Linked DNA regions of Homo sapiens: region 1 is linked to region 2. Evidence: read pairs that join two places in POLR2A ChIA-PET (ENCODE). Cell type or tissue: HCT116. All regions are shown on one strand. Links, peaks and the distances in the headings refer to the core of each region. The heading gives the core; the rest is flanking DNA. Region 1 overlaps AOPEP (aminopeptidase O (putative)). Region 2 overlaps LOC105376156 (a long non-coding RNA gene).

Region 1 (8,338 bases), core at 248-8,247, 360 kb after region 2:
ACATGTTCTGGGCAAGGGGGGAAATGTTTCCATCCACAACAGACAAACATTTTTCCTGCTAAGAAAACTACATCAAAAAACTTCTTGGGAAGTAAAACACTCTCAACAAACTATTTCTACTGAGCTATTGTTAAAACAGCTGCTTTATTTTGAGTGATTTCTAACATATTAAGATAGACAATAATGAACTGTCTTTAAAAAAAAACAAAATAGGCCAGACGCGGTGGCTTACGCCCGTAATCCCAGCACTTTGGGAGGCCAAGGCGGGCGGATCATGAGGTCAGGAAATCGAGGCCATCCTGGCTAACACGGTGAAACCCCATCTCTACTAAAAATACAAAAAAAATTAGCCAGGCATGGTGGCGGGCACCCGTAGTCCCAGCTACCCAGGAGGCTGAGGCAGGAGAATCGCTTGAACCCAAGAGGTGGAGGTTGCAGTGAACCAAGATCGCACCATTGCACTCCAGCCTGGCGACAGAGACCCCATCTCAAAAATAATAATATAAGGATGTATTCCCAAATATGCTGGCAACAGTTTTTCAGAGGAAAAAAACCCCACTAAGAATACCATAGAGGCACTTTCTGTTTTATTCTTAACCTTCATGTAAATGACATACCTCACCCTCTAGACACCTGGAACATCATTTTGAAGAGAAGGAATAACACTGAAGTCCACACGTTTATAATATGCCTCCTCTCTTTCTCTGTAACAGTGTATGATCTCAAAACAGGTTTGATACAAAGAAAAACAAAAAGCTGAGACAAAATCTACAACAATCACTTGCGACTACTCTCTTCTCCCCTCCCATTGAATAATCTGAACCAAGAGCAAGAGTCCTGTAGCAGTGTCTGATTTCTTCTCTTCTATGACCTTGAACTCCATCAGGGGTTCCCAAGAAAGTGAAAATGCGGTTAAGCAAATCTAAACAGAAATAGTCCTTCTTCGCCTTCTCTTCTGGAGCCGGTTTACTTGCTCCACCTTTACACTTCCCACTGAGCCTCTCCCTGGGATGGCTCCTGATGACAGTGACTCTTCCATAAACGAGGGCAGTTCTCCAGAAACCAAGGCGTCGGTCAGACCGTGAATCAAGAGTTAGATGCACACAGCGATGTAGCTTCAATCTAAGATGGGAGACTGTGGTCACACAGCAGGCCCCAGCCCAAACCTGCCCCCTGCTCAGAGGACAAAGGCCAATTAGACTCTCTGTGTGTGTGCGCACATGTGCATGCTTGTATGCACACACACCCACACAAGCTACACATGCATGCTGGTACATCACTAATCCTCTGCTGGAAGATACTTCGGCATCATTTAAATTTGTCTTATGATAATCTGATGCTCTGTGATTAGGTAATGCTATTGTTGACCAAGTCATTAAATTAATCTTCAATAAAGACTCAAGGATGCCAGGATCCTCAAGGCAGGGAAAGGCAGGTGCCTTTTCCCAGAGCCTTTCATTTTGCTAAGAAGGAGGAGAGGAAGCTTTCTGCAAGTCTGAATCAGCTCAGTACTTGCCTTTTCTTGCCACCTGCCCACTTCAGTATCTGCCAGTTGTGTTAGAGAGAAAATATGTCTTTTTCCCTAAGCCAGACTATTCCTACCCATTTTGCCCTGCCAGTAACACAGAGAGTTCTGGGGCACTAATCCCTTCACAATCCAAGTTTTGGGGAATGAGGGTAGTTTGATCTGGCCTATGAACAAACAGCCAAGTTAGACAGACTGCAGAAACTCTAAAATTGCAATATATCAAGGTATGAATATATATAAACATGAAAATCAGCTTTGCATTTTAGAAAACAATACTAACATATATATTTACAAATACCAGCACAGACTGGTGAAAAGGTCATTTGTGAGAGTGCCATTACTGCATTTCAAAACAAAATGTCAATTTATCTGGTCATGCTTATGTCTTTTTTTTTTTTTTTTTTGAGACAAGGTCTCACTCTGTTGCCCAGGCTGGAGTACAGTGGCGCAATCTCGGCTTAACTGCAACCTCCACCTCCCAGGCTCAGGCAATCCTCCCACCTCAGCCTCCTGAGTAGCTGGGACCACAGCCATGCACCACCACACCTGGCTAATTTTTGCATTTTTAGTAGAGACGGGGTTTCACCATGTTGCCGAGGTTGGTCTTGAACTCCTGAGCTCAAGCGATCCACCTGCCTCAGCCTCCCAAAGTGCTGAAACTATAGGCGTGAGCCATCATGCCTGGCCCTATATTTCTTTTTTTTTTTTTAAATAATACTGTCATGTCACAGTTGGTCTATAACAAGCATCACAAAAATGTCAAATAATCTGTGCCTTGTAAAATCCACTAATGTAACATGAAAAGCACAATTTGACATCAACCCGTGCAGTGAACCCAGCTGTGTTACTATAGAATCCTTATCTGCTCTTTGGAATTACTGATCTCTCAAAATCTGACTCAGTTTACTTCTAGCCCAAATGGAAAAGTCCTCAATAAGCCAGGAAACAGCCCTCCCTTTGGATGTGTGTCTAGTCTACAAAGGATGGCCTTCTGGGGTACCATCTTGTGTCTCCCAGACCTTTCCCTGTCTCCCTCAGTGTCTGTGCCCCACAATACAACAAAGGCCACCTGGACACATCTCTCCTTACCTGGAACCCAAAGCAGCTCTGCCTCCATGCCTGCCTTGGGGAGCTACCTGGGCAGACAGCTGGAAAAAGCAAGAGGAGACCCAGGCTCTAGTTCCAGGCCAGCATGCAGGCCTGGGAATCAACTTCTCAGGGCCTCTGCATTCTCATATGTGAAACAAGGACTTGAATTAGAGAAGCTTGTGAGGTCTTTCCCAGCTCTCACAACTCCAGCCTTGGACAACTTTCCAAACAAAGTGCTCAACTGAAACTTCAGGTGTTCCTCCGTGGCAATCCTTCTCCTCTTCCTTCTCCTTAGGACTAGCACATGCATCTATGGAGGACCTCTAGTAGCTTTCATAACATTCTACTCACTAGCACACTCCTCCACGTGCTTGGGTTATAATCTTCCGGTTATTTTAGACAGCTTCTTGCTGGTGGTGACTTTATTTTCTCAAGTTGCCTGAACTTTTCAGTTCTTCCTGATGGTCTGTGCAGCACCATGGTACCAAGATGAGATTTCCACAGGTCAAAAGCACTATGTTCTCTTTAACATTTAGAAGCTCAACATGACCAAGAATCATTTCAGAGAAAATAATCATTTCACAGAAAACTAGAGTACACTTTTGTCATGAAATACACTGCAACACTGCAACTGTGTTTAGCAAAAGGGTAACAGGTAGCTGGAACCTTCCTTTAGACAGAAAACTTCAATGTGATGATGCACATGGGCCCAATCTTAAGTGCCTTTCATTAGCTGGGTATTTGCAAAAGCTCCAACAGCCTTTAAAGGAACTTCAAATCAAAACTGTTTGAAAAAAAGAAACAAAATCAGCGACTTACTGCGTATAAAAAATGATGATAGATTATCTAAAATGGAGCTTTGATAGAATACAAATCTCATCAACAGCCTGACCACCACCTAGGGAGCTTCCAATTTGGAGACGGGACAAGGACAATCTATTGTACTATAATGGACAAAGTGAAGAGAGTGGCAAATAAAACAATACAGTTGCTCTGAGAAACACAACTGGTTTTCTTGAGTAAAGCCAAAAGGCAGGGAATAAACACAACAACTCATAAAGTACTGCTGCTGTACTTGCTGCTGCTGTACTTGCTGCTGTATACTTGCTGCTGTATACTTGCTGCTGTATACTTGCTGCTATACTTGCTGCCGGCTGAAGAACAGTTACAGGAAAAAACCAAGCCTGATTTTTTTTTAACGTCTATAAATAAATTTAGGAATGTTTTCCTGCTTCTCTGTCATGGAGGAGAAAAAAACAAACGGATGGCATCGCTATCCACATGCCATCACGTAAGCAGCCTTCCACCGCCTTCTGTGAAGAGGTGCCTTAAGATGCATTAAGTATTGAGTGAGTACTAGCTGCCTTAGAGAAGTCCCCTCACTAACTCCCACAAGGCTCTGACGAGGCACGTATCTGCCCTTTCACAGGATGACATGCGGTTGCACAGTCACTGTGGAGACAGCCTCGGAAGCAGGTCTGACCACCCAGCGCCTGTGTGCTGCAGCCAAGAGGCAGAGAGAACCTCTCCACAACACTAGCATTCTTCTGCAGAAAACAAGCTGCATGTCATCAGACACAATTCCAGAGAGGATAAGAACAGATGATTTTGAAAGGATAAAAAGAAAGGCACACCTAACAATGCTACAAGGACAGAGAGGATTCTGAGTCACAATAGTTGACAGAACAAAAGCAGGTTGCTACAACTCCAACTGACGCATGAAGATTCTAGGCTCAGTGACTCATTTGGGAATCTCGGGTGAGACATTTAGATTCCCATTTACTGGGCCAATGCCTTCTGGTCTGTAAAATGGAAGACACGAGCAGCATTAAGGTATCTAGACACTTTCAAATCCTCTCAAGAAATAAAATGTTAAGTATAAAAAAGCACGTTTGAACACCCACCGGAGTGGCTAAAATAAAGAAGTCTGACAATACCAGGAGCTGACAAGGAGGCAGAGAAACTAAAAACCTTAAACACTGCTGGTGGAAATGTAAAATGGTACAGGTACTTTGGAAAACAGTCTAGCAACTTCTTAAAAAGTTAAACATATACCTGCCATATAGCCAAGCCATTCAATGCCTAGGTACCCACCCAAGAGAAATGAAAACATATGTCTACACAAAGACAGTTATACCAGTGTCCACAGATGGGTTATTCATAATAGCCAAAAACTGCAAAAAACATTCCAAACATCTCATAACCAGTAAGTGGATCAACAAAATGTAGTATATCCATACAATGCAAAACTACTTTAAAATAAAAAGGAACTAGTGATACATGCAACACCACTGGAGCTCAAACTTTACAATGAAAGAAGCAGATCCAAAAGACTGAGTAGTGTATGATTCAATTACATGAAATTTCTAGAAAAGGTAAACTATAAACCAGAAAGCAGACTAGTACTTGCCTGGGGCTAGGAGGAGGAATGGGGATTGACTACAAATGGATACAAGGAACTTTCTGGGTGATGGAAATGTTCTAAAACTGGACTGTCGTATCAGGTACACAACTATAAGCATTTCTTAAAACTCAACAAACTGTCTGTGGATGAATTTCCTGGCATGTAACGTATACATGACATATAACTCAAGAAAGTCATTAAGAGCGAGACTCAGAATCACCATCTTTGCTGTCTGTGGGGGCACTCAGCAATCTTTACCTTTGTCATCAGGAGTAAATGTTGAAGGTAGAGCCACACGCTGCATAACGACATTTCAGTCAACGATGGGTCACATACACAACGGTGGTCCCATAAGAATATAATACTGTATTTTTACTGTCCCTTTTCTATGTTTAGACAGGTTTAGATACATTAATAATTACCAATGTGTTACAATTGCTTGCAGTATTCAGTACAGTAACATGTTGTACAAATTTGAAGTGTAGGAGCAATAGGCTCTACCATCTAGGTTTGTCTAAGTATACTCTATGATGTTCTCACCATGATGAAATCACCACATGAAGCATTTCCCCATAATTAAGTGATGTGTGACTGTATAGCTTTGACACTGAAAACTAAAGCTTATGTATGTGTGATGGTTAGGGAGAAAAAAAAACAGAAACCCACTTGTATACGAATAGGATCCAGAGGTACATTCTGCTTTTCTCCTGGATTCTTTCTGCCATTCCTGTTTAATGTCTCATGCCCTTCATAGCTTTTTCTCCTCTTGGACACCAAATTAATGGTAGAAAATTGCCACATTTTATATATACATAAATTATATATATAATTATATATAATTATAAATTAATAGCATGAGCTATGTGACTTGTAGTTACAAGTGAGGCCACATAAAATGACTACTGTTACCTTATCTAAGAAAATGCCAGGGTCGGGAGTGGTGGCTCATGCCTGTAATCCTAGCACTTTGGGTGGCTGAAGCACAAGGATTGCTTGTGGCCAGTAGTTCAAGACCAGCAACATAGAGACCCTGTCTCTTTTAAAAAAAAAAAAAGCTGACATGGTGGTACACACCTGTAGTCTCAGCTACTCAGGAGGCTGAGGCAGGAGGATCACTTGAATCCAAAAGTTTGAGCTTACAGTGAGCCATAATCATGCCATTGGACTTAAGCCTGGGTGACAGAATGAGACCCCATCTCAATAAAAAAAGGTCATGCTATATCTGTGGTGCTGGAAACGTGTGGGATGCTATCTGAATGACAACCTAACATTCAAAAATCACAAAAGGGCCTGGCGCGGTGGCTCACACCTGTAATCCCAGCACTTTGGGAGGCCAAAGTGGGTAGATTACCTGAGGTCAGGAGTTCAGCACCAGCCTGGTCAACATGATGAAACCCCATTTCTACTAAAAAACAAAAATTAGCCAGGCGTGGTGGTGGGTGCCTGTAATCTCAGCTACTCAGGAGGCTGAGGCAGGGAGAATGGCTTGAACCCGGGAGGCTGACGTTGCAGTGGGCCAAGATCGCGCCACTGCACTCCAGCCTGGGCGATAGAGAATACGTTTCAAAAAAAAAAAAAAAAAAATCACAAGAGAAGGAAACTTTGAATAACTCTAGAACTTAAAGTTACCATCCCCAATTCTGAAACATTTTATTTTGCCTTAAAACCAAAGGTTTACCGTGGGGGGAAAAAAAAAAAAAGCTTAATGCAAGTAAAAGGAAAAAAGAGTGAGAGTAAAATAGACTGAACCAAGTTCAGAGGTAGCCTAAACTTGCTGTGGCACTTTGATTTCACATTTATGAGCCAAAGATAAAAGATCAATTTCCGGGGCCAGGCAAAGTGGTTCATACCTGTAATCCCAGCACTTTGGGAGGCCAAGGCAGGCGGATCACTTGAGGTCAGGAGTTCGAGACCACCCTGGCCAACATGGTGCAACCCTGTCTCTACTAAAAATAGAAGAAAAAAAATTTCATACTGAGTATGTGCTCATGAAGGCAATCTGGATTTTGAGAATACAAATTATGGTATCCTCGATTATACAAAATAACAAGAGTTGAATGAAACTGCACAGGTATTTGTATCCTGCTATCAGCCTGAAGGAGGGCTTATGGACAATGAAAATACCCAAAGTGATGACTTCCCTTATAGAGATCCAAACTGTTCCGATACCTCCTGCACTTCCCTGCACCTCTGATACAGGTGTGATTCAATTGTCTTCTATCCTATAATAGTTTTCTACATCTATCTATAAATTCTCCTATCCTATATAGTTTTCTACTTCTAACTATAAACTATTCTATTCATCTCAGTATTCTCTACTCCTGACTCAGGGTTTTGTACGTTGTGAACATCAAATAAAAATTGTAAATTGTTTGAATAAATATAGAATTTAATAAGAAATGTGTTATGCACAGAATAATCAACAGTATTACATTTCTGGCCTTGGGTTTCCAAATCGTCTTGATTCACAGGTGTCAGCAGGACTTCTATAATAGGTTCCAGCTTTACTTGCAAAACATAGATGAATTTTTAAAAGCATATATTCAAATAAAGACACTAACACTATTTACATATACATCAATCAAACCCCTATCTGTGCTTACAAACCAGGTAAAAGCACTAAAATGGACTCAGTTAATTCAATTATCCAATTTCCCACCATAATTTCCAGCCTACATGTGTAAAGTGTTGCTTTATCAAAACAAAGACCAGGCATGGAAACTCTAGCCCAGGGTAGCCTCGGGTAAAAATGCATCATATACTCATGTCTTTAGTTTGTGTTATGCTGCTGTGGATTTATTTATCACAGGATGCTTTGTAAGTGATCTTTGATATGCTGTGTGTTTGATCTCCCCATGGCCAGAAATGACATTTCTCATGTCTCTTTGGTATTTTCCAGCAGCCTCTTACGTGGGGGACTTATGTACAATAAATTCAAGAAAATGTACTGGTTGTTCAGGCTGACTTAGGTTTTCAGCAATCCTCATTATCTGAAAAATAGACTACTTTAATTTTTTCCAGTGTTTCTCTATGCACATATAAACTGAAATCATGTAAACCCAGAGTTCTGAGTGGGGAACTAACATGACAGGCAAGAGTGTGAGAAGATAAATGGAAATGGAGTTTTCTAGATGAGGTACTTCAGAAAGCGCCACTTCCTTCAATCCAGTAGTAGTCCTCCATGAGTAGATGCAGAGATCCTGCTTACCACATGGAATCAGGGAAAGGTTATTTACTGTCGGGACATAGAAGACTCACTGGGTAGCCACTATTTACTTTTCACAGACAGAACATCAACTCAAGTCCATACACTCATA
Region 2 (8,338 bases), core at 129-8,128:
GTCCGTCACAATCAATAGGAACCCAAAGAGACAGAACAACTAAATGTCCTGTGGTATCCTGGATGGGGTCCTGGAACAGAAAAGAGATACTAGGTTTAAAAAAAAAACTAAGAGAATCAGAATAAACGATGGACTTTGGTTGCTAATAATATATCAATATTGGCTTATTAATTGTAACAAATGTACCATACAATGTAAGGTGTTTATAACAGGGAAGCAAGATGGTGGGGCTGGGCTGGGAACTCTATCTGCTCGATTCTTCTGAAATAAAGAACTGCTCTGAAAAATATCATAAGTGCAAATCTTATAAATCTGGGGAGAAATGTTTAAAAGGTATTAATAATAGATGCAGCCCCTAATGCTCCCTAAAATCCTCAACAGCCTGGAAAATTGCCTTTGATGCAAAATAAAACGAATGATATGTTGTTGTTTTTAGAGGTAGAGCAGGAAAGTAGAGAGCAGAGCTGCCTGCTGATGAGGAGGCAGCAGGAAAATCTCATTAGCGCCTGAACCTCTGGTTCCTCAGGGTGTCCATGGGACCTGGTTGGTGAAGCTGTTTGTTATTTTTCCCAATTTTCCATGTTTTCCTGGTACTGAAAATACCTCTCCAGTAACTCTCCTAGAAACATGTAACCCCATGGAGAAAGCTAGACACACCCTGGGGCTAAACAGGAATGTCAGGACACCTTGCCTGGGTGGTCAGGAGAAGGTGCTTTAGTTACACCTACAATAAACTCCCGCGTGTCAGCAACCTGAATGGGTCTCTGCTCCTCGCAACAAGAAAGAAGCACAGAAAGGACGGAAGTTACTCAATGTACAGTGGCACATTGGTGATTTCTTCTCAATGCAGCGGCATTATCAGAACCATGTGTTAGGGAAATAATGGCTTAAAAAAGAAAACTGGAGTTTGGAAGGCCCATTACAGCAGTGCTTCTCAGCTGTAGGGTGGGTGAGAATCCCTTAGAGAGCTGCTTCACATGGATTCCCAGGCTCCCGCCCCAGAGATTCAAATCCAGTAGGTGTGGGCTGGGGCCTGAAAATGTGCTTTTCTGGCAAACTCCCCAGTCCTGTGGCGGTGGCAGCTGGTCTTGTCCCACTCTGAGGAATTCTAAGGCAGGAGGGCTTTGCAAGTCTGTCAGGAACGAGAATGAGAACAAGAGGACAGGGTCAATAAATGACTCTCCTCTTCTGTGGTGCAGGATACCGTGTGCATTTTAGTACCTGGTATGTGGACACTAGACAATGATATCCTGGGACCTAGGACCACAGGGAACTCACTGTTACTTCCCCAGTGTTACATGCTGTCCGGTACAGAGGGTGAGCTTCATAAATAGTTGTTAGCTGAACAAGTGAATGTAACATGACTTAGCGTTTGCCTGGGTATTGGGAGTGATGACGGTTTGAGTGTTTATGTACCCCCCAAAACTCAAGTGTTGAAACTTAATCACCACTGTGATAGTATTAAAAGAAGGGGCTTTTCAGAGGTGACTAAGTCATGAAGGCAGAGCTCTAGTGACTAGGGTGAAGGCCTTTATAAAAGAAACATCACACAGCATTTGCCCCTTTTTTGCCCGTCCACTTTCTGCCGTGTGAGGACACAGCACTCAAGGCACAATCTTGGGAGCAGAGAGCACCCCTCACAGACACTGGACCTGTGGGTGCCTTGATCTTGGACTTCCCAGACTCCAGACCTGGGAGAATATACATTTCTGTTCTTTTTTTTTTTTTTTTTTTTTGAGACGGAGTCTCGCTCTGTCCCTCAGGCTGGAGTGCAATGGCGCCATCTCGGCTCACTGCAAGCTCCACCTCCCGGGTTCATGCCATTCTCCTGCCTCAGCCTCCCCAGCAGCTGGGACTACAGGCGCACGCTGCCATGCCCAGCTAATTTTTTGTATTTTTAGTAGAGACGGGGCTTCACCGTGTTAGCCAGGATGGTCTCGATCTCCTGACCTTGTGATCTGCCTGCCTCAGCCTCCCAAAGTGCTGGGATTACAGGTGTGAGCCACCGCACCCGGCCTTACATTTCTGTTCTTTATAAATGGCTCAGTCTATGGTATTTTGTTACAGCAGCACCAGTGGACAAAGACTGGAGTGGAAGTTAAATGTTTTGTTCTGGTGGAGGGGGACATGGAACAGTGGTGTCAAGAAAAGGACTGGAGATAAAAGAGAAGACTAGAACATGAAATAAAGGAATCAGCAGGGGCTCTTAATGTCAGCAGCTGAAACTTACTCCTGCTGCTTTAAGCGAGGAGAAAATTCACTGACAGGTTATAGGGTGGTTCATGGAGGCTAGAGAGCCCCGCAGGGCACCCACATGGGCGGGACCATAGTTGGGATTGCCCCGCAGAACTGCTCCAGGAGGACCCGGGTGTTATGGGTGCTGTACACAGGCTGCATTTCTTGCCCCGTGCCCACCTTTCCCGTGGGTGTCAGACACCCCCCCATACTGCCCCTTGAGTTCCCTGCCACTAAAGGTTCTCTGCTGTCACTGCTGGGCAGAACCTGGTAAGCCAAGCCTTTACCTGGTGTCAAGCGAGGCTGGGGAGGCAAAGATATGGAGGCTTCAGCCTCCAAGATGGGAGCCAGGATCAGGCAGGGCATCTCCCAAGTATAGAAAAGGGGCTAAAACTCACAAGCATCCAGGACATCTGGCTTCACAGATTGGTCAAGAGCACTCAGTTCAGCAATCAGAAGTGGCCAGGACAGGGGGAAAAAGTTCAGTCTGTGTTGCCTTCTTCACTGGCATTGCCAGGGGCACCTCAGTCCCCCAGAGGAATCATCCAAGAATACAAGTAACCAGAAAGTCAACTTAGCTTAAATGAAACCGTGTCTATTGCAAACCATTTTAGTAAAATAAACTTGCCCATACCAAATTAGGAAATCTGGAAGTAACTTCTGAATTACAATCTATGTAATTATTTTGTTGGTGAAACAATTTTTTTCTCATATACAATTGGGAAAAATAAATGGGTCAATGCTGTGATGTGAGACTACTGTGACATGGAGATTTCTATAGTATCATATTTATTATAGCAGGATTTTATTGGTTTTTAGCAAAGTGGCAGTGACATTAAAGGAATCTAACCAAGCTGCTTTGCCTGAACACTTCCAAAGGGAGGTCTGAGATTCCAGAACACGTTATCATTTTGAAATGCTAGTCAATCCAAAGATGGGATTAAGATAAGCAAATTAGCTTACTATCCACATTGGAATGCAAGTCTTCCAAACAGTGAAATATCTCAGAGCATACTCTTATCTCATCATCTCGTTTTTTGGAATGAATTATTCTGCCTACAAAAAAGCCTCGCTGAACCACCAGGGTAACTGGCAACCTGTGGAGAAACCACAAGCTACCCCGAAACTAATTCACGAGAGTCCCCTCAGCAGATCCTATTTTATGTAAATAAATTTTTTCATTGTTAGGTGTAAAATCTGCAAGTCATTTCACCAACTTTGACTGCATTTCTCAGCCACGCAAGTCTGCAGCTGGCAAGGATGCAAACAGCAGGCCAGCAGCTCGTAAACAGGGTTGGGCAAAGCTGTCAATGTTATTCAGGTATTTTCTGGTTTTAGCCTTTAGCTCATCTAAGATCCTTTGCTTATTTTCCGACTGCAGGCTAAAACTAATTTGTTGAGCTTTTATCAGGGCTGGCTGGCCCTATAGAAATTTAGAATGTTGTTGGCTGGGTGTGGTGGCTCATGCCTGTAATCCCAGCACTTTGGGAGGCTGAGGCGGGTGGATCACGAGGTCAGGAGTTTGAGACCAGCCTGGCCAACATGGTGAAACCCCGTCTCTACTAAAACTACAAAAATTAGCTGGGTGTGGTGGCGCATGCCTGTAATCACAGCTACTTGGGAGGCTGAGGCAGGAGAACTGCTTGAACCCAGGAGGCGGAGGTTGCAGTGAGCTGAGATCACGCCACTGCACTCCAGCCTGAGCAACACAGCAAGACTCCGTCCCAGAGGAAAAAAAAATTTAAAGGTGGCCCTCCTTGTATTTGACCTCGAACTCGTCTTCCAGCAGTTTATTTTCCTCCTTCACTTCTCTCTAAGCGCCCAATATTCTCGAGCCGCCGCTTCCTACCTACCCACCGGCTCCTATGACTCCACCTGTGGGTTTGGCATGTTGCCAACCTGACCAGGCCAGAGGGGCTGAAATGTAATTAAGTTGTAGATGAGCTTTTGTTTTAAATCAACTTGGAGAAAAGATAAAAACCAAAATGTGATGGCCCAGGGAGATAATTACTTTCCTGTGGCTGTTTGATGATCCAACGCAGGTTGGCTCCCAATTTGTCAAATAGCATGTACTGAGCTTCAAACACACAACAAATCTTTATTAAGTACCTTCCGTGCGCTAGAGGCTGTGCTAGGTTGTGGGAATAACCAGAAGAGGTAATCCATGCTTTCAGGTAGCTCAAGGTCTGTGAAGAACACGGGGACCAAGGGAAATAATTACAACATGCAATTAGTTTCTCTACCTTGGAGTTTCCATTGCATTAGGTACAAATGTCTGTTGGCACTTACCTCACACCATGCTTTCCCAGCTCCTAACATGGTGTCAGGCATATAGCAGACTCTCAAAAATGCCCATGAAATAATGAATGAATACACAAATGAACAAACAAAACATTATGGGAATGCCAATATAGAGTGTGGTGGGAGCAATTAACTCTGGCTGGAGGAAAAAGGAAGTCTTATAAGAAATTGTGATTTGAGTTGAGGTTTAAAGCATGTCTAGCGCGGTGTCTGACCTTGAATGAGCCCATAATAAAAGTCAGATGAATTCACTTGGGTGGAAGCTCAGGTGGAGAAAGAGGGCATTCGGAGGCGAGGGTGTTCCAGGCAGAAGTATTCCAGCACTTAGCCTAGTGCCTAGCACGTGGCAGGAACATAAGAAGTACTTGTTAAATGAATGAATGGACCAATGAGTGTAACACACGGCACAGACAAAGTCACCAGTATTGTGAAAAAGTAGACACATTTAGGGAGTGACATATTTGGAAAATTCTATGATTATAAGAGAAGAAGAGAGAGCGAGAGAGGTAGAGAAAAAAGAATGGAAAATACAAGAAAAGTGCAATGCAAGGAGTGGAGCTACTTGGGGAAAGAGGAACTTTGCAGGGAGGAAAAAGCTCCAATGAGAGCATGGAAATAAGCCAAGGACTATAGAATCAGGTGTGGTGTCTGTGAGGAGGAAACCTAAGGATCATGTCTTAATATGACTGTGGCCAAGGGGGCTTTCCGGCAGCAGGGCTCGGGCGAGGAACAGAGTGTGGTCAATCACTGAGGACAGGCAATCTCTCAAGGGACTCTGGCCCAGAAGGAGCTGAGTCATTGAGAAAATAAAAACAAGGAGAGTTAAGAAAAAATGGATTGTCTTAAGCTGGGGCAAATCGGAGTGAGCTATATTAGACCACGTATTCGTTATCTATTGCATGTAACAAGTCACCTCAAAACTTTGTGGCTTTAAGCAACGATCAACCTTTATTACCTCAGACAGTTTCTGCAAGTCAGGAATTTGGGAGCAGATGAGCTTGGTGCTAAGGTCTCTCATGAGGTTGCAAGAAACATGTTGGCTGAGAGGCAGCCATGGGAAGGCTTGGCCAGGCTAGAGAGCAGCTCAAACACATGTTGGTGGGCGCTCCAGTTCCACCTCACACAGGGAGCAACTCACATTAAGTGCATTGATGTCCTTGTGATGTGCAGCTGGCTTCCCCCGGAGCATGTGTTCCAAGAGAGGGCAGAGTAGAAGCTGCAATATCTTTCATGACCTACCTTTGGGAATCGAATGCCATCATTTCTGCAATATCCCATTGCCTACATTGATCAGTCCTGTTCAAAGTGGGAAGTGGGGCTGGGCACAATGCCTCACGCCTATAATCCCAGCACTTTGGGGGGCCAAGGTAGGCAGATCACCTAAGGTCAGGAGTTCAAGACCAGCCTGGCAAACATGGTGAAACCCCATCTCTACTAAAAATACAAAAATTAGCCGGGTTTGGTGGTGCATACCTGTAGTCCCAGCTACTTGGGAGGCTGAGGCATGAGGATCACTTGCACCTGGGAGGCAGAGGTTACAGAGGTTGCAATGAGCTGAGATTGCACTATTGTACTCCAGACTGGGTGACAGAGCAAGACTCTGTCTCAAAGAAAAAAAACAAAAAACAACAAAGGGAGCCGACCACGGTGGCTCACTCCTGTAATCCCAGCACTTCAGGAGGCTGAGGCGGGCGGATCACAAGGTCAAGAGATGGAGACCATCCTGGCCAACATGGTGAAACTCTGTCTCTACTAAAAATACAAAAATTATCTGGGCATGGTGGCGGGCACCTGTAGTCCCAGCTACTTGGGAGGCTGAGACAGAAGAATCGCTTGAACCCGGGAGGTGGAGGTTGCAGTGAGCCGAGATCACGCCACTGCACTCCAGCCTGGCGACAAAGCAAGACTCCATCTAAAAAAAAACCACACACACACACAAACGGGGTTCAACAAAGATGACTAGAAGGTGGCAAGAATCACTGGGGGTAACTATCTTGGAGCACTATCCAAGAGACAACTCCAAGGTGATATTGGAGGCTGGTTACCACAAACTGCATTCCATAATTACCTAATCTGATGGAGTTCTCTAGATTTGACAGGCAGGTTCAATAAAAGACGACAAAAGTAGCCTTCCACAGCTCTGGGCTTAAGATATCCTCCCCATAGTAGCTAATCCCTTCAAAAGGAAAACATCGCATCCTCATTGTAATGAGGCTCATTGGCCTGGCTTGGGCCCAGTAAACAACCGTGAGCCCATTTATTGTGACAGGATGGCTCCATTCCATCTGAAGTGCATAGATGGAGTGTGAGGGACCCACCAGCAGTGACTCGGGCAATTCACTCTTTCTGGTTCCATTACTGGCTCTGTTCCTCCAAAAAGAAGAGACGCAGAGCAAATGAGAGAAAAGGTGGCAGGTGCCCTCTACTGCCCCAATGGAAAAAACCGCCCACTCTGCCCATATCTAAGCTTTTTCTTAGCTGGCGTAACATCACATCCTATATCTACTTGTCTTTTTTTCAATCAACATTTTGTTATTATCTGAATATATTGCAAATATAGATATATCACTACACCAAAGATTTATGAGACCTGGAGGCTGAAAACTATGAAACATTGTTAAGAGAAGCCACAGGGCTGGGCACAGTGGCTCATGCCTATAATCCCAGCACTTTGGGAGGCTAAGGCTGGTGGATAAGTTGAGGTCAGGAGTTCAAGACCAGCCTGATCAACATGGCGAAACCCCATGTCTACTAAAAATACAAAAATCGGCAAGGTGTGGTGGTGTGCGCCTGTAATCCCAGTTACTCAGAAGGCTGAGGCACGAGAATTGCTTGAACCTGGGAAGCAGAGGTTGCAGTGAGCCAAGATTGTGCCACTGCATTTCAGCCTAGGCTAGGCGACAGGGTGAGACCCTATCCCAAAAAAAAAAGCCACAGGAATAATGGCTCACACCTGTAATCCCAGTTACTCAGAAGTTGAGGCAGGAGGATCGCTTGACACCAGGAGTTCAAGACTAGCCTAGCCAACGTAGCAAGACCCTCACTCTAAAAAAGTAAAATAAATAAATTAGCTGGGCATGGTGACATGCACCTGTAATCCCAGCTACTTGGGAGGCTGAGGTGGGAAGATCACTTGAGTCCTGGAGTTCATGACCACAGAAAGCAAGCTATGATTGTGCCACTATACTCAAGCCTGGGGAACAGAAAGAGACCCCATCTCTAAAAAAGTAAAAATAGCCCAAGCATGGTAGCTCACACCTGTAATCCAAGCTCTTTGGGAAGCCAAGGTGGGAAGATCACTTGATCCCAGGAGTTCGAGACCAGCCTAAGCAAAATAGCAAGACCTCTTCTCTACAAAAAAGAAAAAATTAGCTGGTGTGGTGGTGCATTCCTATAGCCCTAGCTACTTGGGAGGCAGAGGCGGGAGGATCACTTGAGCCCAGGAGTCCAAGCTTACATTGCACCATGGCACTCCAGCCTGGGCAACAGAGCAATACCTTGTCTCTAATAAAATAAAAAGAAAATTATAAAGAAAATTAAATAAACCTAAATAAATACAGAGATATCCTATGTTTATAGATTGGAAAACAGAATATTGTTAAGATGCCAATTATCCCCAAATTGATCTATAAATTCAATGCAATCCATCAAATCCAGGAAGACTAGATTTTTATGTTCAAATTGATAAGGGGATTATAGAATCCCTACGGAAATGCAAAATACCTAGAATAGCCAAAACAACATTGAAAAACAAGGACAAAGTAAATAACTCATATTCATAAAGCTATAGTAATGAAGACAG

Evidence for each region. ChIA-PET counts read pairs that join two places held together with the same protein. Peaks named below come from ENCODE experiments on the same cell type or tissue, not always from the same donor. Only the 100,000 strongest peaks of a DNase experiment are listed, where the experiment ranks them.
Region 1: POLR2A ChIA-PET joins it to region 2 with 5 read pairs; 1 of 35 experiments calls an interaction of 5 or more read pairs at or near these places.

The regions. Positions count from the first base shown.
Region 1 is chr9:95,014,513-95,022,850 of GRCh38, reverse strand. The region is part of intron 13 of AOPEP (aminopeptidase O (putative)); the gene reads right to left. Among named protein-coding and RNA genes, the nearest start is that of MIR6081, 47 kb to the left of the region's middle. RefSeq lists an enhancer at 3,838-5,037. In HCT116, for the core only: no CTCF peak of the experiment used is centred there; DNase peaks (open chromatin) are centred at 4,100 and 4,330; H3K27ac peaks cover 3,027 bases.
Region 2 is chr9:95,378,446-95,386,783 of GRCh38, reverse strand. LOC105376156 (a long non-coding RNA gene) reads left to right here. Exons shown (of 3, transcript NR_188614.1): 3 at 1-289. Among named protein-coding and RNA genes, the nearest start is that of FANCC, 65 kb to the right of the region's middle. In HCT116, for the core only: a CTCF peak has its summit at 6,993 (motif pointing left); DNase peaks (open chromatin) are centred at 3,153 and 4,093; H3K4me3 peaks cover 1,467 bases; H3K27ac peaks cover 1,294 bases.